2 separate regions of the Mus musculus genome follow, and region 2 is linked to region 1. Evidence: chromatin loops called from intact Hi-C (ENCODE). Cell type or tissue: gastrocnemius. All regions are shown on one strand. Each heading gives the region's core, and the rest is flanking DNA. Links, peaks and the distances in the headings are about the cores only. Region 1 overlaps Hpn (hepsin). Region 2 overlaps Cd22 (CD22 antigen).

What was found. Hi-C counts contacts between places; a loop is a spot of excess contacts. Peaks named below come from ENCODE experiments on the same cell type or tissue, not always from the same donor. Only the 100,000 strongest peaks of a DNase experiment are listed, where the experiment ranks them.
Region 2: it touches region 1 in a loop (2.7-fold over the local background); 4 of 42 quality-filtered maps call a loop at or near these places.

What each region holds. Positions count from the first base shown.
Region 1 is chr7:31,091,187-31,102,916 of GRCm38, forward strand. It overlaps Hpn (hepsin), which reads right to left. Exons shown (of 14, transcript NM_001110252.2): 9 at 11,575-11,730; 10 at 11,292-11,482; 11 at 8,620-8,715; 12 at 8,320-8,462; 13 at 8,029-8,193; 14 at 7,539-7,887. The coding sequence ends at 7,849. Among named protein-coding and RNA genes, the nearest start is that of Hpn, 18 kb to the right of the region's middle. In gastrocnemius, for the core only: CTCF peaks have their summits at 3,792, 6,611 (motif pointing left), 7,602 (motif pointing left), 8,584 and 1 weaker place; DNase peaks (open chromatin) are centred at 3,828, 4,057 and 6,597; H3K4me3 peaks cover 377 bases; H3K27ac peaks cover 3,629 bases.
Region 2 is chr7:30,868,360-30,880,089 of GRCm38, forward strand. It overlaps Cd22 (CD22 antigen), which reads right to left. Exons shown (of 16, transcript NM_001043317.2): 2 at 11,570-11,658; 3 at 10,836-10,981; 4 at 9,691-9,748; 5 at 9,080-9,484; 6 at 7,494-7,814; 7 at 4,776-5,060; 8 at 4,377-4,640; 9 at 1,987-2,244; 10 at 1,497-1,760; 11 at 1,151-1,414. The coding sequence starts at 9,727. Among named protein-coding and RNA genes, the nearest start is that of Cd22, 6.1 kb to the right of the region's middle. In gastrocnemius, for the core only: a CTCF peak has its summit at 4,923 (motif pointing right); a DNase peak (open chromatin) is centred at 4,925; H3K4me3 peaks cover 219 bases.

The DNA of each region.
Region 1 (11,730 bases), core at 2,402-10,401:
CCACGCCCCCAGTGTGCATGTGTGTGTATGTGTGTCGTGGTGCATATATGGAGGTCAGAAAATGTCTTACAGAAAGTTGGCTCTCTCCTTCCATAGTGTGAGCCTGGGATAAAACCCAGGGCATCAGTCTTGGCAGCAAGCCCCCCTACCTGCTGAGCCATCTCATGGGTCCTTGTTTTGTTCCAGTATTGGGAATTAAACCCAGAGCCTTGCATTTGACAGTGGTAGTTCACCTTCATTGCCAACTTGAATGGATTGAGACAACCATGGAACCACCCTCTGGATCTGCTGAGTGTGCTTGAACCTGAGAGCAGGATCCCCATGGCCTCAGTGATGTAAACGGTATAGGACACCCCAGTTTCTCTGTCTGTAACAACAGCTGGACTCCTGCACTGTCCTGTGTGTAGGGATCTGACCTCTTTCTGGGTCCTGGGTGCCTGTGATAGTGCTACCTAGTGAGCAAGCCCCAGACATACTGTCTCTTTCCTTCCTCCTTCTTCTACCTCTCCTGTCCACATCCAGACCAGTAGCAGCCAGACTGGGTGGGAATAGCAGTTCATGGGAGCTTCCCAGGCCCCTGTGTACACCAGTCACCTCTGTCCCACCCTGACCCTCCCAGAGTCCACCCCTCAGGTTGTAAGGTAGAGTGGTCACCCAGCACCTAAGACCCCTATGAAGATGTTTCAGCTACCCAGAACCCCAGCGTGCCCAAGTTGCCACTCCTTTATCCGGCTGTTGAAGCTCCTTTGAGTTGACTCAGATCAGAGTTGTCTAGGATACTTTGTTCCCCCCGAATATGCCAATAACAGCCTTCTGGCTCCCCCATAATCTGGGGTGCTTTGGTGCCCACAGAGGTACCTGATACACTCCAAGTCACCCAGGATCCTGAAACAGGTCTGACGCCTATGCATAGAACAGAGCAGGAGTCGTTGCTGTTACAGATGGAGGGGTACATGGCTGCAGGCTGCCCAGGGTCAGGCACTGGGCATGCATCTGCAGAGGACAATGGGAACAGGGTGCTATGACACACACTTGTCCTCCAGCATTTGAAACAGTTACAGGGGGGGACCAAGAGGCACAGGAGAGAGTTATCTGGAAGTACCGGTGAGATGGCTCAGCTGGTAAAGGCCTCTGCTGTCAAACCTGACAGCCCAGTTCAGTCCCAACAACCCATGTGACAGAAGGAGGGAGCTGGGATACTGAAAGCTGTCCTCTGACCTCCATACACACACCTTGGGCACAGGCGACTCATTCCACACACAACATTTATAATTAAATAGATGCAATTGAGAATTTACTATGGCCACAATTTTGTTACTTATAACTTTAAAAGGCAGATCTTCACATAAGCATGCGTGCTTATGTTTTCCTCTGTCGACCTTCACCATACTTTTTGAGACAGGGTCTCTTGTTGAACCAGGAACACACCGACTGTCTGGAAGTGATCCCTAAAGATCCCCCTCTCTGCTTCCTCAGCCCTGAGGTTACAACTGCACACTGCTGTGCCCAGCTTGTCAGCTGTGTTCTGGGGCTTGAACTGAGGACTTCACACTTGTGTGATGTCTTAGTTAGGGTTTTACTGCTGTGAACAGGCACCATGACTCTTATAAGGACAGCATTTAATTGGGGCTGGATTACAAGTTCAGAACTTCAGTCCATTATCATCAAGGCAGGAACATGACAGCATCCAGGCAGGCATGGTACAGAAGGAGCTGAGAGTTCTACATCTTCATCTGAAGGCTGCTGATAGAATGCTGGCTTCCAGGCAGCTAGGATAAGGGTCTTAAAGCTCATGCCCACAGTGACACACCTCCTCCAGCAAGGCCATACCTACCCCAACAGGGCCACACTATCTAATAGTGCCACTCCCTGGGCAGAGCATATACAAACCATCACACATGACAACTGTTTCTCCTGTCAAACCATTTTTGGGTCACATCAGGCAGTTCTCTCAGGCTGGACCTTTAAAGAGACTATCTCTTGGCTCTGTCAGCTGCCAACTGGATCCAGTGGGTGTTCTAAAACAACGGCCCCTAACTTTTTGACGTCTTCTCCACTGAAAGGTGGGATCTATGTCCCTATCTTTAGAATTCAGGTAGACTGGCGGCTGAAAAGCAAAGGCAGGGCTGCAATGTCAAAGGCAAAGACTTCCGAAATACTTGGGAGCCCTGGGCTAACTTTTTTTTTTCGAGACAGGGTTTCTCTGTGTAGCCCTGGTTGTCCAGGAACTCACTCTGTAGACCAGACTGGCCTCAAACTCAGAAATCCGCTTGCCTCTGCCTCCCAAGTGCTGGGATGAAAGGTGTGCCCCACCATGCCCGGCTTCTGGGCTACCTTTTAAGAAGTGCAAATGTCCTGAGGCAGTCATGATGGGAGAGGGGCACAAGCTACTCAGAAGAGTCAGTCATCCCAATGGAGGCCAGCCCTCCAGCCTAGACACAGATCACGGGTCAGGAAGCCTCTACAGTCCCTACTTATCAAGTCCTTTTTGTTGCTAACCAAGGGCAGAGCATCACGGAGCAGACACAGCTATCCCTGTCCAACCTTCTGTGCCACTCATCCAGTGAGCCTGATCGGAGGGTTATTACTCCCTGCTAGGTTTGGGCGTTTTGTTTGGCACAGGGCAGCATAGCAGCTCCTTGATTAACTCGCATTATTGCAATAACACCACGTTTTATGCAGAAACCAAAAATCCGTCTCCCTACACACCCGCACTATTTGAACCTTCCCAGCAATTACTTCTGAATGTAAAATTAATGGCCGTCACATCCCTCCCTAATCATGGCAGCCTCTGCACTTGAGAAAGAGCTAGGGAGAGAAAGAAACTACACATTACTCTCTGCTTGACTGGGTGGATTCTAACAATCACGCTGCTCCGAGCCCACTGTTCCAGCTGTGTGTGGAGGCGCAGGTCTGTAATCCCAGAAACCCAGGCAAAAGGGTAGTAAATTCTAGGTCAGCCTGAGTTACAGTCAAGGTTTGAATCCCACATGTCCTCCACAGTCTCCTGTGTCTGGATACGGGGTCCCTAGTTGGTGACGCTGTTCTCAGAGGCTGTAGGACGTTTCGTGAGGAAGTGGCTGGAGAAGACACCACTGGGGGTGATGCCGGTGCTGGGTTCTGCTTCCAGTTTGCTTGTCTGTGTGCATCCTGATCTTGCAAGATATGAAGAGTTTTGGGTTTAGGCTCCCACCACCGTGATTGGCTGTCCCAACCAACTATGCCTTCCCATGATGACAGACTGTATCTTCCACCCCAAAACCATGAACCAGAATAAACCTTCCCGTAAATTATAGCAGGGATTTTGTCACAGCAGTGAGAAAAGCAACTCACAAAAGCAGAGGGATTCTGTCTGACAGAAAGGGCAGGGTGGGTTTATGTCTGTCACTCCAGCCCTCAGGAGGCTGAGACGGGCAGAAAAAGAGCCAAGGCCATCCTCAGCTACATAGAGAATTTGAGCTAGCCTCTGCTACATGGGACCCTGAATTGTCTGTTTTCTAAACAATGCAAACAAAGGAGTAAAGAAAAAAAATCCTGGAGGCGGAGAAGGCAAGACAGGGAACCCCTCTCCTGTCAGGTGAGCCCACTGGGGTCTTTTGAAGCACTGGAGAGTAAAAGCGCTGGGGGAAGTGAAGACCCAGAGTGAAGACCCAGTCTCTTGCCACACAGGACTGGGCCTGGTGTTCCTCTGCGGTTTACCGCCCCCCCCCCCCCACCGCCCCAGTGCGCCCCTTTGTGGTCCCTTGGAAGTTTGGTCACCAGGGTTAGAACCTTTAAGACACAGCGCCACCGTGAGCCTGCATCATCAACTTCTTCAGCCTTTTCACCTGGCTGTGTATAGCTTTGGCATTGTTGGCCCGATGGGGTGAGATGTGATGTGGCTTCACTTCAGGAAGCCTGAGCTGGGAGGCCCGGCGAGGTGAGTGTTGGATGCTGTCCCTGCTCAGTCCCTAGGTGTCATTCTCAGAGGCAGGGGCTACATCCAAGAAGCCCCTGGTTCTGCTCTGTCAGCTAGGCTCCATCTCTCCTGGCAAACCAGGGAGTCTGCCTGCTTCTTTGTGAGGGCTGAGCTGCTGGGGACACAGCAAGTGTCAGAGCTGTGCCAGGACAGCTGACTTATGGCAACTGACAGCCAGCAGCTTCTTTTCCAGCTGGTGGCATACACATTTAATCCTAGCATTTGGGGCTGGCGAGATAGCTCAGTGACTAAGAGCAATGACTGCTCTTCCAGAGGTCCTGAGCAACCACAACCATCTATAATGGGATCTGACGCCCTCTTCTGGTGTGTCTAAAGACAGCTACAGTGTACTAACATACATAAAATAAATATATCTTTAAAAAAACCCAAACAATTAATCTCAGCCCTTGGGAGGCAGAGGCAGGTAGAGCTCTGTGAGTTCAAGGCCAGCCTGATCTAAAGAGTGAGTTCCAGGACAGCCAAGGCTACCCAGTGAGATCATGTCTTGAAGAAACAAAAACAAACAAGCAAACAAAAAGGCAGAGCCCAGAGCAAGGGTTTGGGAGAAAGGTGTCTTAGGGTTCCTATTGCTGCAGTAGTTCCTATTTGTACCATGTCCAAAAGCAACTTGGGGAGTAAAGGGTTACTTCATCTTACAACACTCAGCTCATACTCCATCCCCGAGGGAGTCAGGACAGGAACCTGAACACAGGGACTGAAGCTGAGGCCCCTGAAGCAGAGCAATGTTGCTTACTGGCTTGCTCTTCATGGCTTGCCCAAGCTTCGTTCTTATACCACCCAGGACGACCTGTCTAGGGATGGGTATGGCCTACAGTGGTCCAGGCCTTCCCATATCAATTATCAATCCAGGAAATGAGCTGCAGACTTCTCCACAGGTTAGTCTGATAAGGGCATTTTCTCAGTTGAGGTTCCCACATCCCAAATGACCCTAACCTGTGTGGAGTTGACATAGCACTAGCCAGCAGAAGTGGAATCAATATATTCTGATGGGGCCCAAGAGAATGCTTATTCCAGAAAGGGCAGAACTAGCCCCTGCTGAGTGCAGTCTACTCCTGTGATCTTTTCCCCACAGGCCCCTCTGAAGCATTACTGGTCACTGTGGGTGTTCATGGGCTTCATTGCTATTGGAATTCCAGCCTACTGTGCTGCGGAAGACAGTCTTCTCTCCCCTCTCTGTTTTGGGATAGGTTCTATGTATCCCAGGCTTGCCTCAAACTCCTGATCCTTCTACTTCAATACCCTGAGTGCTGCATCCTGTCCTGCTTACACCTCTTAAAATTTGTTTTCTTAATTCTGTGTGTGTGTGTTTGTGTGTGTGTGTGTACATGAGTGCATGTGCTCCTGGAACCAGAAGAGGGCGCTGTATCCCCCAGAGCTGGAGTTAACAGGAGTTCTCAGTCTGAGTACTGGGAACTGAACTCAGGTCCTTTGGAAGAACACCAAGGACTCTTACCACTGATCAATCCCCCCAAGCTTGTATACCCCATTTCTGAATAAAGTATTCACCCTTGGGTGTCTCACTGTAGCAATGGAAAATAAATTAATACATGCCTAAATTTCTACCAGATCCCTTAGAATAGGGAGGGCCACAATCCTCTCCCACCTCTCAGGGCCATGCCATGCCCTCTCCATTTGTCCCCTCTGCACAAGCATTCTCCTTCCTCCAAAACAAATCTGTTCAAACCCTTCACAGGGCACCATGCACAGGAATGGTGTCTTTTTTCAGCTGACAATTACGAAGGGGACATTTATGGTCGCCTCCCTCCAACTCTGTATACAGTTGTGTGTGTGTGTTGCTCGGATTCAAACCCAGGACTTTGAGCATGCTAGGGGAGTCTTGTGCATTTTTGGCAAGCCAACATTTGATTGACCCGCCAAAATGCCACAGACGAGACAATGTTGGAAAACCCTGAGGGGCAGTGGCGGATTGGTGTTCTGTGAGTGACATGCAGGACTGGGGGGCTCTTTGCAGGCAATACAGTGTTGAAGATCGACCTTACTAAGGCTGTGGGGGATCAGGTGCTCATGGCTAGAATGTTTCCCAGACAAATGGACTGTGAGTCCCTCCAGGGTGTTTTTGAAGATATTTCTGTTTGCGGCTAACAGGCTGTGTGGTATTCTAACATTTATCAGTTAAGATCTTAAGCTGGCAGTGGTAAGGCTGGGAACCCACACTGGCAAACCTGAGGCTGGTTTGTCACACACTGAAGGCCAGCCTGGGTGACATAGAGTTCCAGACCAGTTAGGGTTCCTACCCACCAAATCCCCCCAAAAGGCTGAATGCGGGTGACAAAGCCCTTAATCCTAAATCAAATGGATGTCTGTGAGTTCAAAGGAAACTTGATCTTCACAGTGAGTTCCAGGAAAGCCAGGGCTACATAGTGAGACTCTGTCCCCCCCCCCCCAAAAAAAAAGAAAGAAAAAAAAAAGAAAAAGAAAAAGAAAAGCCCCCCCCCTCAAAACAAGAAGAAGAAAAAAAAACCAGCAAAAATAAATTTAGAAATGTTTAAAATTTTGAGAAGTGGCATAGGTTGAGTGTTTTGTCCCGCTGAGCCGGCCTTTTTCAGCCTGTCTGGGAAGAGCCTTAAGTTCTCAAGCGCCAGGGCTGCAGCTCCCTCTGGTGGCCATCTACACTGCTACAGAGGTCTGCAGATGCAGGCAGGGGAAGAGCAGGAAGGGGTGGGTCTCTGAGGGGACGGCCCTTCAAGCTGCACTTACAAGGCTTGCCACTCACCCCTCTCTGCCCCACAAGGTTTTGTTTTCTGTTGCCCATAAGCAGACATATTTATTGTCCCTCGAACATTGACGTCCACTTTCTCTGGAAACAGCGCCTCATTTTCTTATGAAGAGTCTTCCACACACAGCTCATGTGGATCCTGAAGGCCCAGCCCGCGTCCCCAGCCCCCAGCCCCAGGCACCACTTTGGGTACAGGGAAATGCAACAAGTTCACACGACTCAATTCTGACCCAGAGCTGGGTCTCCCCAGGCTTCCCCCCCCCCCCGCCCTCCGCTCTTGTGTTCTCATAAAAGGAGTGCACACGCACACGCGCGCGCGCGCGCACACACACACACACACACACACACACACACACACACGCACGCACGCACGCACTGGCATCATGAACTTGATCCACTGCACATACCCTCACTTATGTAGAAATGGGACGAGTTTCTTCTGGTTGTGGGAAAGTCTGCAGAAAGCTAGCAGAGTGAAGGAAATTTGAGAGTTGTTGGGTTGAGCAATCCTAAAGTCAGATTCTTTCGGGCATTTTAGCACCCCCCTCCACCTTCCTTTTATTTTTTGAGATAGGGTCTCACTCTGCAGCCAAGACTGGCCTGCCTGGAACTCACTACGTAGCTCAGGATAGCTTTTCACTCGTGAAGATCCTCCCAAGTGTTGGAACTACAGGAGTCAGCCACCAGGATCGGCTTAAATGTTTTCTCAAACGGGTAGGGACTGGGAGGGTCACAATCCCTTTTTGATTTGTGTTAGGCCCTCAGTCCTCTCTGCTACTCTCAAAATGTCCACACCGCTGCTTCCGTTTGTAGACGCAGAGACCCATTAATCAAAACCACCTTTATTATTTAAAGAGCATCTGCACAAGGGGCTCCCTAGAGCGCCCCCCAGAGGACAGAGTAATATTTACATGGGGTGGGAGGGTGAGGCCAATGGCCCTGGGATTGAGTGGGCCGGCCACTGTGGAAGAGAAGTCCTTGGATCCAGCATCCTTGGACCCGTGGACTGGATCTGAGCAGGAAACCATTCCATGTGAGGCCCAGTGTGGAGCCTACCACGTGGGGCTGGAGCCACCAGACCAACTCTGACTCTGGATGCTAGTGCAGCACGGAGCAGCGAGATGAGGCGGGATCAGGGCTGAGTCACCATGCCACTGGCTTCGGAGTGAGTCTAGGGAAAGAGCCACAGGCTTCCAAGGTCTCAGACGCTTGTCCCATCCCCAGAAGCCTATGGGAATCCACCTGTTCTCCAGAGTACCCTCTTACTTTTCCTTATTAGGGTCCCAGACAGTCCCCCGCCATAGCAACACACCTTTATGGCCTTGAAGATCCACTCCCGGAAGTCAGTGACTTTGGTGTACACTCCTGGCTTCCGGGCCAAAGCACAGCCCGTACCCCAGCTTACAATGCCACATAGCCGCCACCTTGATGTCCCAGAGATGCTGTCTTCACACACAAAGGGGCCTCCACTGTCGCCCTGGTGATGGGGGGATGGGACACCTGACTAGAGACCTCCATGACTCCAGTGGGGAGCCCCTGATCCCATTACCCTAGCTCCTTCTCTACAGTGTCAGGCCTGGGGACTGCCCACTGTGTCCCTCACCTGGCACGCATCAATGCCACCCTCAGGATAGCCAGCACAGAACATCTTGGGCTTGATCTGATTCCCGTAGAAGTCGGGGCTGTTGCAAACTTCGTTGCTTATGATGGGAACCCGGGCCTCTTGGAGCACCATAGCCTGTTGGCCTAAGGGGACATGGGTAAGGTGACCAGAATTAGGAAACAAGCCCTTTCTCCTGGTTCCCACTCCATGGCCTGGGGGTCTCTTTGAGGTCCACCGAACCTCCCCCAGAGCAGATTCAGCCCCTCCTAGTGGTGTTGGCTGGTATTGCTTGGAACTCACCATAGAACTGTGTGTTACCCCAGCCGGTCACAGTACAGACCTTGCCATCCACCAGGGCCTGTCCCGCAGCAGGGAGACACACTGGCTGGATGTATTCTGTGAGAGAGAGCATACAGTTCGGTTCCCACTAGCCAGTCTGTTCTTCATGGGACACAGCTATCCAGCCACCTCACCGTCCACACAACCCCAGCACATCCTATCACTACCAGGATGGAACCTTCATCTTCCAATGTATACACCTCTTCCCCAAATCTTTTTCTTTCACCCCCAGTCATCCTAGAGAACTGGGATTGACCTTTGCATTAGGAGGGACAAGAGGCCATGTCTTCTGTCCAAAGTTTCATAGACACAATAGCATAATCAGAACTGGAACCTAAGTTAGTTTAATTCCCCAAGTTTGGGCTCTTAACCATGGTCATGAGGCTTTCTCCAGCCCAGAGGCAGGAAAATGGAAAGCACACCCTGCTCTTGAGACCCTTGATTTCCACCTATCAGAAAACTGCAATAATAAACACATGGTGGGCTGGAGAGATGGCTCAGCCAGTTAAGAGCACTGGCTGTTCTTTCAGATGACCCAGGTTTAATTCTTAGCACCCATGTGACAGCTCATAGCTATCTATAACTCCAGGATCAGACCCCCTCACACAGATATACATGCAAGCAAAACACTAATGCACATAAAATAAATTAATTATATTAAATATAAAATCATTATATTAAAAATAACAATAAACACACAGGCCTCCACTGAGATGGACTGTCATTGAGCAGTGCATAGCAAACAATCCTGGCAGCCCCTCACTGATGGAACTGTCTCCCTGATGGAAAATGTCACCTTACCCTCCATACAACCCCAGTGCAAAACAATAATCATGCTGCAAGCTGAGGTTATAGCCCAGTATCGGAGTGCTTGTCCACAGTACACAAGGTCCTGGGGTTGGTCCCCAGCATCAAAAGAAAACCAAGCGTACACACAACATAATTTCCTCGCAGAAACCGTGGTGAGAAGCAGATGCTGCATTGAAAGCAGGAAGCACTTGAGGGAGTACTGAGAATAATCAGCGAGAGAGGCCACCCTGAGGACTGTGGGAGGACAAGGTGAGTCCAGACACGGGACACACCAAGGCCGACGAAAGCGCACAGTCACTTAGCAACGAGCAGACGCTCTGAGAAACGTGTCCTCAGATGAGTCATCATTGCGTGAAGATCCTAAGAGTGTCCTTCATGCAAATTAAGATTCTGATGTCACAAGGCCATCTTGTCTCATAGGGACCACAGTCGTATAAATTCTCTTTGACCAAAATGGTTTCATGCAACACACATGTAAGCTCAGCACACCGCTGATCGTGTGTGCTTGCTATTATTGATGCAGTTATTTATTGTGGGTATTTTGCTATTATTGATGCAGTTATTTATTGTGGGTATTTTGTGAAAAGGGTCTTTCAACACAGCCCAGGCTGGCCTCAGAGTCTTTCTGACTCAACCTCTCTCAGTGCCACAATGAAAGGCATGTGCCACACCGGGCTCCTTTTTAAAAAAAATTAATTATCTTTATTTCATGTGTATTAATTGATGTTTTACCTACATGTATGCTTGTGTGAGGAACTGGATCCTCTGGAACTGAGTTACAGACCGTTGTGAGCTGCCACATGGGTGTTAGGGACTGAACTTGGGTCCTTTGGAAGAGCAGCTAATGCCCATAACCACTGAGTCATCTCTCCAGCCCCTCCATATTTAACATTTATTTTTATTCACGTGTGTGTGTGTGTGTGTGTGTGTGTGTGTGTGTGTGTATGTGTGTGTGTGTGTGTATGCATATGCGTGTGCCTGCCTGTGAAGTCCAGAAAGGAGGGTTGGATTCCCCGGAGACAGTTGTGAGTGGCTTGATGTGGGTGTTAGAAATGAATGAGGGTCCTTTGTAAGGACAGCAAGTGCTGCTAACCACTAAGACATCTTTACATACAGCCTCTCCTCTGCACGGTTTTGGAGGGGTTTAGCCTTCCTGAGGTATATAACTGCAGCTTTACACAGCTGTAACTCGCATATCTTCTAATTCTCCATGTTAAAGCGTATGCGTGAATTCATGGCTTTGGCATGTTCCCAGATTGGCACGACCGTCACTGTGTTCTACTGCAGAACATTCTGTCTCCCCAGAAGAAACCTCAGATTCTTTACCTGTTTGCAACATCTCCACTCCTCCTCACTCCTCTCATTTATTTACTTAGAGTATCTTGTGTAGCCTAGGTTATCCTCAAACTCACTATGTGGTCAAGGCTAGCCTTGAACCCGTTCCTCCTGCCTCTTCCTCGCCCCTGAGTGCTGGGATTCCAGGCTTCATGCCCAGGTTACCATGACTAAATGTTCTATGAAGAGCATCTGAGCACTGGTTTTCCACATGATCGTCTGTATTTCTTCTCTTGCGTATAGGAAAGGAATCGCTGGATCACACAGTGACTGACTGACTCCTTTAGGAAGGTTCAGATGGTTGTGTGTGACTGTCAGCCGTGCTATCTGGCATCCATGGCTAATATCCAGTTTGTGCTCCCTAATGGTGGGTCTGTTATCGCCATCGTCAGGGAAACCTGAAGATGGATCTACTTTGCTTCACAGGCCCCTTCTTTGATCCCTAAGTCTCTGGAGTCCTTAAGCTGAGGCTAGACCTCCAGGCTTACCTGTGAGAGGCAGGGAGCTAGAGAGGTGGACCAAGGCAATGTCATTGCTGTTTTCGTCGATAGTAGGGTCTCGAAAGGGAAGGTAGCCCCCATGATAGATCACAGCCTGAACCCCCAGTTGCACAGCATGGGGTGAGGTCCGGGCTACAGCACCAGCAAATACTCGCCACCGAGACAGGACCCGGTTCCGCCTGCCGGGGACAGAAGGAACAAGTCCCTGGGCTCAGCCTCTGCAGACCTCTCTCCTGCCCTACCCCAGGTGGCACTGTGAGAAAACACTCACTCTGGAAAGCAATGTGCAGCAGTCAGCACCCAGTCCCCAGACAGCAGGGACCCCCCACAGAGGTGGGTCCCATCATAACGCAGGCTGACCTGCCACGGCCACCTTCCCAGACTGCTGTCCTGGCCCCCCACAATGCGGTCCACCGGCAGCTTCCTG
Region 2 (11,730 bases), core at 1,793-9,792, 220 kb before region 1:
TAAAGTGCACCCAGACAGACTCTGCTCCAACACAAGCCTGGTCCCTGGCTTGTCCTTGCAGGTGTGTCCACAGCAAGGGTTTCAGTTCGTCTCTGCCTTGAAGAGGGTGCTAGGGAGATGGGATGGGCTACAGTCATTTGAAAGAGGCCAGCACAAACTGGGCATGGTTACTCCTATCTGTAATCCCCACACTCAGGAGGCTGAGCCTGGAGTTCAAGGCCAACCTGGGCTGCATAGCAAGACTCTTATCTCAAACAAAAAAGTGTGGGTGGGTTTTGTAGGAAAGGGAGATTTTTTTTAAAAGATTTATTTATTATATGTAAGTACACTGAAGCTGTCTTCAGACACACCAGAAGAAGGCATCAGATCCCATACAGATGGTTGTGAGCCCCCATGTGGTTGCTGGGAATTGAACTCAGAACCTCTGGAAGAGCAGTCAATGCTCTTACCTGCTGAGTCATCTCTCCAGCCCAGGAGATGAGGTTCTTTTGTTTTGTTTTTCTACATAGCCCAGGCTGGCACTGGCCTTCACATGGCATCGCCACTCCAACCTCTCAAGGCCCTGTTCAGCTTCCTTTTTGTGCTTGAAAAGATTTTTTAAAAAAACTATATGCTAGTATTATCTTGTTTAAAACACTAAAATATCAAAAGATAAGAAATAAGGATCTTAGCTGGGTGGTGGTGGCCAACACCTTTAGTCACAGAACTTGGGAGGCAGAGGCAGAGGCAGAGGCAGAGGCAGAGGCAGAGGCAGAGGCAGAGGCAGAGGCAGAGGCAGAGGCAGAGGCAGAGGCAGAGGCAGAGGCAGAGGCAGAGGCAGGTAGATCTCTGTGAGTTCATGGCCAGCCTGGTCTATAGAGCAAGTTCTGGGACAGCTATGACTTCACAGGGAAACCCTTCCTTGAAAAGCAAAAACAAAACAAAACAAAACAAAACAAAAATTAAAAAAAAAATAAAAGAACTAAGTGTCTTATCCATCAAGGGCGAGATTGGCATGTAGAAGAAAGGAGGAAGGCAGGCCGGAAGAGCAGGGGACTTTCCACTCAGGTCACAGGGTATGTCTGAGCTAGACACAGGAGAAGGAAGAGGGAAGGGACTGCAGCTCCCAGGACAGGACAGGGACCAAGGGAAGACAGCAAGGGGAACTTACAGTAGACAGTGAGGGTGCTGGGTGGTGACTCTCCTGTGCCTATCCCATTGGTCCCTTTGCAGCGGTAGGAACCCGTGTGTTGGACCTCCAGGGGTTCCAGTCTCAGTTTCTGGCCTGAGGAGTGGAGGTCTTGGCCACTGGAGTCAAACCAGGTGTACTGTGAGATGGGCGGATTGGCATCACTCTCACAGGACAAGGTGGCCTTCTTCCCCTCCATCACATGGTCCCCAGGGCTGATGGACACACGCAGCCTCCGAGGAGCATCTGTAAAGGAGACCCCGAGTCAGGCCGGGGCAGCGGGTCACCTCATCATCTTCTCATTTAGGCCCCAGCTCCAGCCACTCACACAGCACTTGGAGGTTCCAGGCCTGTGACAAGGTCTCTCCGATGGAGTTGTTGACCATGCAGTTATAATTTCCAGAATCTTCTGGGGAGACGGAGCCGAAGCTCAGGTACCTCCCTTCCTGCACGAGACTCCCATTCTTCTTCCAGAAGAAGCGGACCTCTGCCGGGTTGCTCTCTGCGAAGTCGCATTGGAGGAGGACACGCTGCCCAGCGCGGATCTCTGATGCGGGGCTTACCTTCAGTACCTTCACGTCTCTGGGGGCGTCTGCAGGGCCACAGCCTCAGGTGATGTTTTGGTTTTCTTCCCTTCTTGATGTCCCCAAAGTTTCCTGTCCCCTTGATTAGGACACCCTGTCTCCTTGGCGCTGAGCCCTGTGCGTCCTCCCTCAACCCTCTCTTTTGGCCTGTGGCCCGAGTCCCCATCCCCTCCCCTCACTCTCCCACCCACAGATCTCAATGTGACCTCCTCCTGGGCACCCCATATCACTCACAGTGGACATTCAGGATGACAGGGAGGGCCCACGAACACTTGTGGTTGCAGGCAGCACAGCTGACAGGCATGGAATCCCATGTCACTTTCTGAATCCTCAGCACTCCGGGTTTGAGCACACTCCCAGAACCTTGAGGGTTCCATCTGTAGGAGGTGACGTCTGGATTGCTGGAGTTGTACCTACAGACCAGGGTCACACTGTCTCCTTCCAGGATTGGTGTGAAGCTCTGAATCACTGTGGTCACCGCCTTGGGAGCATCTTAGGGTAGAATGGAGAGGCAAGCAAAGATGGAGAGGCAAGCAAAGAATGATTTCTTTTCTTTCCCTTTGCAAGCACCAGACACCACACGTGAGGTCTTACATGGGCTAGGCAAGAGTTCTACCACTGAATGAACTATATCACTAGCCCTAACCTATTTCTCTTTCTTTCTTTCTTTCTTTCTTTCTTTCTTTCTTTCTTTCTTTCTTTCTTTCTTTCTTTCTTTCTTTCTCTCTCTCTCTCTCTCTCTCTCTCTCTCTCTCTCTCTTTCTTTCTTTCTTTCTTTTTTTCTTTTTCTTTTTTTTTTTCCAAGATAGGGTTTCTCTGTGTAGCCCTGGCTGTCCTGGAACTCACTTTGTAGACCAGGCTGGCCTCGAACTCAGAAATCCACCTGCCTCTGCCTCCCGAGTGCTGGGATTAAAGGTGTGTGCCACCACACCCGGCTCCCTATTTTTCTTTTTTAACCTTTTATTTTTGAGTCACAGTCTTCTTAATTTGCACAGGTCAGCCTTGAACTTGAATAGCCCCTGAATAAGCGAAAAGGCCGACTTGCACCACCCTGGGCCAGTTGCAAGGCTGGTTTTCACAGAACCTTTTCACATTGTCCCTGAATGCATCCTCTCCTGTCCCCTCTCCTGTCCCCTCTTGCACCTGTGAAGCAGAGCCCATGCTGTTTAAAGCTGTGTGATGGTGGCCTGTAGACCCCTATCAAGTTGGGCACCTAGCCTTCTAGAATCTTCCCAAAGGATATCCTTAGAGCAGCCAGTGGTGTGATACTACTGCTGTTCAGATGTTCAGAGTATGGGTAGCCCTGTCTGTATCCAAGCCACTAGGTACCCAACAAACACTATCCTGGAAGCATCTCCAAGGCAAGCTGTGCAGTGCCGAGGAATGCCAAACAGTGGGGCAGAATGGTGAGATGGTCCCTCTGGCTCTCAGATCTATCAGGACTTCTTCAGGGCCTCACCCGTTGCCTACGAATGTTAGATCTCCATGCCTCACATCGCCCAGGCAGGCCTCAAACTTGCTATAGAGCCAAGGTGACCTTGAATTTATGATCCTCCTGCCTTGTGTCTTAAGTGCTGAGATTTCGGGTATGTGCCACTACATTTGTTTCTTTTATGCGGGGCTGGATGAATCCAGAGCTGTATGTGTGCTAAGTATTCTACCAAGGGAGCCAAACCCCCAACTTCTCTATAGGGGATTTTAATCAGGGGCTCTACCACTGAGCCACGGCCCCAGCCCCTCACTGGGGGATTCTGGGCAGGGGCTCTACCACTGAGCCACGGCCCCAGCCCCTCACTGGGGGATTCTAGACAGGGGCTCTACCACTGAGCCACGCCCCCAGCCCCTCACTGGGGGATTCTAGGCAGGGGCTCTACCACTGAGCCATGCCCCCAGCCCCTCACTGGGGGGATTCTAGGCAGGGGCTCTACCACTGAGCCACGCCCCTAGCTCCTCACTGGGGGATTCTAGGCAGGGGCTCTACCGCTGAGCCATGCCCCCAGCCCCTCACTGGGAGATTCTAGGCAGGGGCTCTATCACTGAGCCATGCCCCCAGATCCCTCACTGGGGGATTCCAGACTAGTGTTTGGTTGCTGAGTACCTTACTGGTATATTGTAGGTTGTATTCTATTATTGAGCTACATCTCTGGTCCTCTTTCTACTTTTGAGCCAGTCTTACTAAGTTGCCTAGGCTGAACTTGAATTTACTCTGCTGCCCAGGCAGGCCTCACGTTTGTGATTTTTCAGCTTCCCCAGTAGCTGGGATGACAGATCTGGGCCACCAGGCTGGTGAGATTCATTCATTCATTCATTCATTCATTCATTCATTCAACAAACATCTACTAAGTAAGTGCCATAAGCTGAGGCTCTTGGTCACTGTCTAGAATGCAGCTGTGAAGCTCCAGGTGCCTGGTGGCTTGTCTTCCAAACTCCCTCCCACCCCCTCATCCTACACCCAGTACACCCCTTCACCTCCACACCCATCACTCCCTATACCTCCACACCCCAACACACTCAACACCCACTACACCCCCTCACTCCCACAACCCCTCACCCCTACACCCTCCCTATTTGCCTTCCTTATTTCCCTCTTTCCTCCAAAACCCAGAAGTCAGTTGGCCGCTCACAATGGACATCCAGCTTAGCTTCCTGGTCTATCTTTCCATGACCCAGACGGTTCTCTGCCAAGCAAGAGTAATTCCCAGCATGCCACGGGGAGACTTTAGGGATGCGGAGCTTCTCTTGGGTGTCTCCAGGTATAGGTTTCCTGTTGTGATACCAGGTGTAGTTTGTTGCACTTGGACTGGCCAGTGACTCACAAATCAGCTCTACTGACTGTCCCTCTTCAGCGGGGGAAGGGTAGATGTGAACCCTGGAGGGTTCTGGAGCATCTGAAAGAATGTATGGCCACAGGACAGGTGAGCAGAGCCTGCTAATGTGGGCAGGCAGCCACCTGAACCTCTGGTATCATCCCTTGAGGATCCTGCTAACTCCGCACCTCCCTCACCAGCTTCAAGGAAACTCACAGTGCACCGTGAGTTCCACTTCTTCCGACTCTCCTGGGCCTATGTCGTTGGAAGCCTGGCACCGGTATTTCCCTCTCATGTCCTTGGTCACTGAATGCAGAATTAGCTTGGACATCTGTTGTTCCTGTTCCAGTTCCTGATCCTCTAGGGGGCGCCCATCCTTGAACCAAGACACCGCCACGGTCCTGAGTTTCGGGTTGCTGCTGTTAACCCGGCATGTCATGGTCACAGAATTGTTCTTTTCCACCTCTGTGGGATTGACCTTGATCTCCAGCTTCGGGGTATCTGCGGGAAACGAGAAGCAGTTGCGGAGAGCACAGGGAATGCTCGGTGGCTGCACTGTTATTCCGACAGCAGTAGCACGCACATCTGTGGTTCCTATGTCCACCCAGGTGACTGCCCCAGCTCCTCACTTGTCTGCCTACTCTCATTTCTCCTGTCCCCTACCCTTGTTGTCTCTGCCGGCACCCCGAGTATCCCTAGCATCGTCAAAGACTGGCACTGAAGCTGTCTATCCACTGGGCTTGTACAGCCCAGGGGACCAGCCCTCTCTACTTCTTTCCCTGCTTAGCTGAAAAGGCTCAGGCTTGACCCACACTCCTCTCCGGTCCTCGGCCACTGCCGTGGGTACACGATGCTCCCCCTCAGGACCTTTGTGCTTATTTCTTTCTCTCCATGGGAACTTCTTTGCCTGTTCTCTATCATGTCAGCTGAGGTCTGCACCTTCCTCACATGAGTCTCTATCCTTCTAATCACCCGCCTCCTTTTGACCGGTTTTTGAGGTATTTGTGCGCGCCCGCGAGTGCGCAGGTGACTATGGTCAGAGGACAGCCATGGGTGTTGTGCTTCAGAAACCATCCATCTTGTTTTTACATTTTTTGAGACCAGGTCTCTCGCTGATCTGGAGCTCTATTAGACCAGCCCAAGGATCCACCCGGATCTGCCTCCCCACGGCTGAGACAACAAGCAAAGGCCACCATACCCAACTTGTTTTGTTTTGTTTTGTTGGCTTTTTGTTCTTCCAGACGGGGGTTTCTGGAACTCACACTGTAGACCAGGCTGGCCTCGAACTCAGATCCACCTGCCTCTGCCTCCCAAGTGCTAGGATTACACCACACGCTGCTTACATTCAACGCTTAAAATGTGAGCTCTGAGCCGGGTGTGGTGGCGCACGCCTTTTATCCCAGCACTCAGGAGGCAGAGGCAGGCAGATTTCTGAGTTCGAGGCCAGCCTGGTCTACAGAGTGAGTTCCAGGACAGCCAGGGCTATACAGAGAAACCCTGTCTTGAAAAACCAAAAAAAAAAAAAAAAAAAAGAATGTGAGCTCTGGGGTTCAAACTCAAGTCCTCATTCTTGTAAGGCAAATACATTTAAAAAAAAAGTTTGTTTTCTTTTCTTTGTGTGTATCTGTGTCAGAGGGACGGCCTCAGATCCCATGGAGAGACAGCTCTTGGTGGTTGTCAGCTGCCTGGTGTGGATGCTATGAATTGAATTCAGGTCCTCTGCAAGAGCAGTAAGTGCTCTAAACCATTGAACTATCTTTCCTAAGTACTTAAAAAAATATATTATGGGGCTGGAGAGATGGCTCGGCAGTTAAGAGCACTGGTTGCTCTTCCAGAGGACTAGGGTTTCCAGCATCTACAGGGAGGCTCACGACTGTCTGTAACTCCAGTTCCAGGGCATCCAACACCCTCTTCTGGGCTCCACAAACACCATTCTTGTGATCCGTGCACTGGCATACATTCAGGCAGAACACTCACACACATACAAATAAAAAATTAAAAGTCTTTTAAAATTGAATAATCAGTATATCACATAGTACTAAGCTTTAAAAAAAATAATTCAAAGGGGGTTTATTAGATTGGCTAGACAAATTCAGAGTTATCTACCCAGACCTCTTTTTCTATTAATATACATATCTCCTCCTGGCAATTCTGTTCTATGTTTCTTATGTGTCTATTCCATTTCAACTGTTAATCCACACAGGCAGAACCTGTGTGCTCAGCCTAAGCTGGCATTCAAGACAAGACTGGCACCCAATCAATTCACAAGCTTGGGTGTTTGTTTTAAGGTAGGGTCTGATTGGCTTAGAACTCACTATGTAGACCAGGCTAACCTCAAACTCACAGAACTCCACCTACTTCTGCCTCATGCATGCTGGGTTTAAATGTATGTAGCACCATGCCAGGCCCCACAGTAAATATTCATTCAGTGGGTGAATGAATGGGTGAATGAAGCATAAAATAATGATGTGAAAACTTACATGTATGGAGAACAATGAACTCTAAGGAGATGATCCTCAAAGCATGATGTGGCTTCAGAATTGATTGATTGACTGACTGATGGATGGATGGATTGATTGATGCTGGAGGTTAGTCCTGGGTCTCACAAGTGCTAAGCAAGCACCATACCACTGAGCTACATCTCTAGCCCTTGGTTTTTGAGACCACAGTGTTTTACTCCCCTGCCCAGTGCCCGATTCCAGGCCTGCATTACCACACTTAACTGGGTTGCCTTATTGTTCAGGCCAAGGCAGAGGCTAAAATGAACCTGTGTCTTGAGACACAGGACTAACAGAAGAGACAGTTGTGCCACCGCAGAAACAGGTGACTGACAGCTAAACCTTCAGCGGACACAGGCTCTTCCCACCCTGGGTACAACGCAACAGGATTTAGGAAGAAGGTGACAGGTAGCATCCTTCCCACCCGGAGACTCACACTTAACATCCAGACGCACAGTGCGCTCTGAGAGCACTTTGGAGGAGTGCTGGACTTGGCACTTCACACTCTTTCCGTGGTCCGTCCACTTTGGTTGGAAGGTGAGCTTGCTCTCTGTATAGACATTCTTAATGGAGGAGGTGACAGAAGAGGTGATGGAGGTGACAGAAGAGGTGATGGAGGTGATCTCAGAATCTTCTAGGAACCACTTCAAGAGGATGTCATACCCAAAGCAGGAGAAATTCAGTCCACAGGTCAGAGTGACACTTTGGGATTCCCGGATTTCTGATGGCATCTGGATGTAAGGTTGGAACGGTTTCTCTAAGGGGAAAGAAGAGAGAGGCCTGCTTGCTGGAGATGGGACACAGACTGGCTGTCCACCCCTGACTTCAGGCCTCCTCTCCCATGTGACCCCAGAAGAAGCCCTTCAAGGCTAGCCTTTCTTTAGTCAGTTCGACTACTCTGGAAGGCCTTGGGAACACAAGCCTGCTGGGAAATTGTGTTTAACATTGACTTTGTTTCTCACTTTCTCCTTCCATTATGTTCCTAATGGCCTCAGGATCACCCAGGGTGATTTGATTTGATTTGATTGATTGATTGATTGATTGATTGGTTTAATTCTCCATGTATCATTGGTGGCACGTGTTTGTTTGTCAGACTCAGACTTAGAGTCAGCCAAGCACAACATTCCTTTAGTGGGGTGATCCTGAGGCCCTGGGCTCAAATCTCCACCATGCCAGACCATCTGACAGATGATGTGACACCAAGAGACGCAGCATGGACAGCTCTAGTGTGGAGTGATGATACTGTCTAGGGCAGAGGCCCCTGGCTGTTGTTAGAGGTCATGTCTGAGCCCTGTGCTCTCCTCTAGCCTAAAAGAATTTGGTCATTAACACACTGAGAGATTTGAAAATCCAGACCTCTCTCTGCTTTGGAAAGCTTCAGAAAACCTGAGAGCCTCGACAACGGATTCCAGAACAGACACAAGCTGAGGAGAGAAAGCCTGAGGTAGGACAATTGCTCATGCTGCAGTTGGCTGTGTGTGTGTGAGAGAGTTATGTGAGTGAGTGAGTGTGTGTGTGTGTGTGTGCATCAAAGCTTCCTATTTGGTGAGCAAATGAAAAGGAGAAATAAAAAGGAAAGAACATGATTGCTCCTAGGTGTGGTGGAAGAGAAATTATATTGTAGATAAAAGGGAGAACATAGCCAGAGGCAGGCACATCTGGGAGAGTCCAGAGTGGATATGACCCCGAGCCAGGTGAGGAAGGGTGGGAGAGGGGAACCAGGTACAGCAGCCAAGGAAATGGGCTAGAGGTAAAAGAGGGTGGGCTACCCAGATGGCTGGATTATATAGGGAAGAGCCTGGGGGAGGGGCAGCCCGGCTCTTGGGCTGGGGAGATGGGCTAGAGAGTGGGGGCCAGGAGCCAGCCATTCTTTGTAATAGGTAGGGACTGAGGGATGCTGGGAGAATCTGGTGCCAGGCCCTCTTTAATATGTTAAATAGGCACCTTGGCTGTTTGCTCCAGGGTTTGAGCAGGTCCCTCTTTGCTGCCGCTAGAACAGTTGGCTGTCTCCCCATGCCTTACCCGAGACATTGAGGTGAATGGGCTCCATCCATCGTTCAGTCCCTGCGGTCATCCTCAACCCCAGATTCCCACTGTCATTGGCACGTATCGGGTGGATTTTCAGGGTACAATTGTCTATTCTGTTCCCCAGAAATGTTACTCTCCCTTGCTTAGAAAGGTACAGCTCAGACTCTGGGTCCTTCTCAGTCTTTGTGGCGTTGTACAGGACAGTTCCTGTGAATTTCTTGGTGGCCTTGTCAAACTCATAGTTCTGAAAAAGGAGGATGTTGTCCAGACGTGCCTTGGGTAGTGGAGTTTTGTACTTGCAAGGAATCCTGATGCAGGCTCCCTCCCAGGCAAAGAGGGTTTGGGGATGGTCAACGGTCCAATCATTTGCTGAGCTGTACCGAGCCGAAGCCACGTGTCCTAAAGGCCACAACTCTGGTCAGAAGTTGTTACTGAGGGGTGAGAACTTCCACTGGAAGTAGGAGAGGGAGACACTGGGGAGACACACGGTGGAGCAGGAGCACAGAATCTCTGCGGTTCCCCTCCAATGCCCCAGGTCCATCCCCTCTCTGCATTATCCACTGATATCTCCAGACCCAGCTACCAGCCTGGGCCTCAGCACTTACCTAGGATCAAGAGGAGCCACAGGTAATGGACGCGCATGGTGTCTCGTCTGGGTGGGACCTAAAGAAGGAAGAATTAGTCTGTAAACTGGATGTGTTAGCATGTGACTGTAATCTCAGCATTCAGGAAGTTGAGTAAGGAGAATTGCTATGAGTCTGAGGCCAGCGTGGGCTACATTCTGAGACCCGGTCTCAACAAGAACAACAAAAGGAATTTGCCTTTGAGCCATCTTGTTGCTCCCTTATCTTGTTTGTTGTCCCCTGAGTTCTGGCCCCTTTCTTCCTGATTTTGTGTGTGTGTGTGTGTGTGTGTGTGTGTGTGTGTGTGTGTGTGTGGTGTGTCTAGTTATAGTGATAGAGATGTGGGTAGAGCCCCTGCCTAACAAGCACAGGATCTAGATTCAATTGTACTAGTACTAGCCCAAAAAGTAAAACTAAACTCATAGTGCAGTATATTTGGAGGAAGTTGGAAAGCCTTAGAGCAGCGAGAAATCTGAGCGATTGCCTCCTGAGCCCTGGGTGCTGATAGGGAGCAAGGGGCAGGCATCCCTTTTCTAACAACAGCCAGTCGTTAGCAGGTGGGAATGGGGACCTCATGTTGTCCGATCACCCACTGTCTGACCATAAGGAAGAAGCCAGATTGTCATGAGAAATGTCTTGCTTTAGAAGCAATACATAGGACCAGCCATAGTGGTATATACCTAAAAATCCCAGAATTTTGGAGCCTGGATCTATGAATACAAGCTTGAAGCTAGTCTGGCTTACCAAGTCATTATGAGTAGTATTAAATAAGTAGTAGCATACAGCTCTAGCCTGACGGATCAATTTAAGGGCAACTAATTTACAACTCTTATCTCTCTCTCTCTCTCTCTCTCTCTCTCTCTCTCTCTCTCTCTCTCTGTCTCTCTCTCTCTCTCTCTCTCTCTCTCTCCAACAAGCTTGGCCTCCACCATCCTACACTTTATGTAGAGTTAAATTTAACAATTTAACTCTATTCATGTGGCTGTGATCTCTGTGTGAGTCCCCAGGGATCTTGCAGGATGTGCCAACAGAGTGTGTCTCCGGTGTCCGAGAGCAGAGCTGTGTCCCTTCGCTTCCCTTCCCTTCCACCCACCCAAGGTTTCCCATACCTTGCACAGCATCCTCACCTCCCTCTCTCTCCTGCTATTTCTCTCCCAGGCCGCAGGGCACAGGTAGTAAGGACTTCTGGGTGACCAGGAACAGGTGTAGGGAAAGCCAGTTCAGTTGCTGAGCGTGGGCTGGGTTCTGCCTCCACGGTTGGGGGTGGTGTGGCCTGGGTGTATATAAGAGGTTTGTGGGCTGAGGCTGGAGCAGATCATCTGAGGAAGAGCTTATCTTAGTTTCCCAGGTACAGGGAATGCACCACATAGAGATGTCTTCAAAGTCACAGCCACTTGGGAAAAGCAGAGCTCAACAGGAGGCTTCACTGCAGGACTTCTTAAGTTGTCTAAAGAGCTTAGACAGGCAGTGGCCATGCTTCTTTGGCCACGAGCTCTATTTTAATCTTTTCCAATGAAAGCGTTGCAGGGTTGCAAGCTCTGTTCTGGAGGACACACTTTAACACACCGGTGGGGTTGCTATAACAAGGGCTGTGGTGACAATCAGCCTCTGGGTGCTGGACCACCCTGTTTGTCCGGCAGCCCCTCCAGCCACATCCTTAGCAGAGCCTGGCTGGAGAACTCAAGCTTGAGCAGGAAGCAGGCAGTTCCAGAGTGAAGCTCTGAACCCCAGGAATTTACAGCATGAGAAGCAGGGACCTGAGCCTGGGGCCCGGACGGGTGAAGAGGTAGAGCAGGGTGCAGCAGCAACAGTTACTAAGTCCAGAAGCTTAGAACAGGGCCAAGAACTGTGATCTGCTCACCTTCTGAGAGCCTCAAGGTTAGCTTCCTGGTCCCATCATTTCCTCCCTGGCACTCAAAAGCTTCTTCTACCTCAGAAGACCCAGAAAGCCTGGAAAGGGGACACTGAACGACAGGGATGGGGAGAACAGGGTAGGGATGAGGGGTTGGGGTTGGGGGTTTA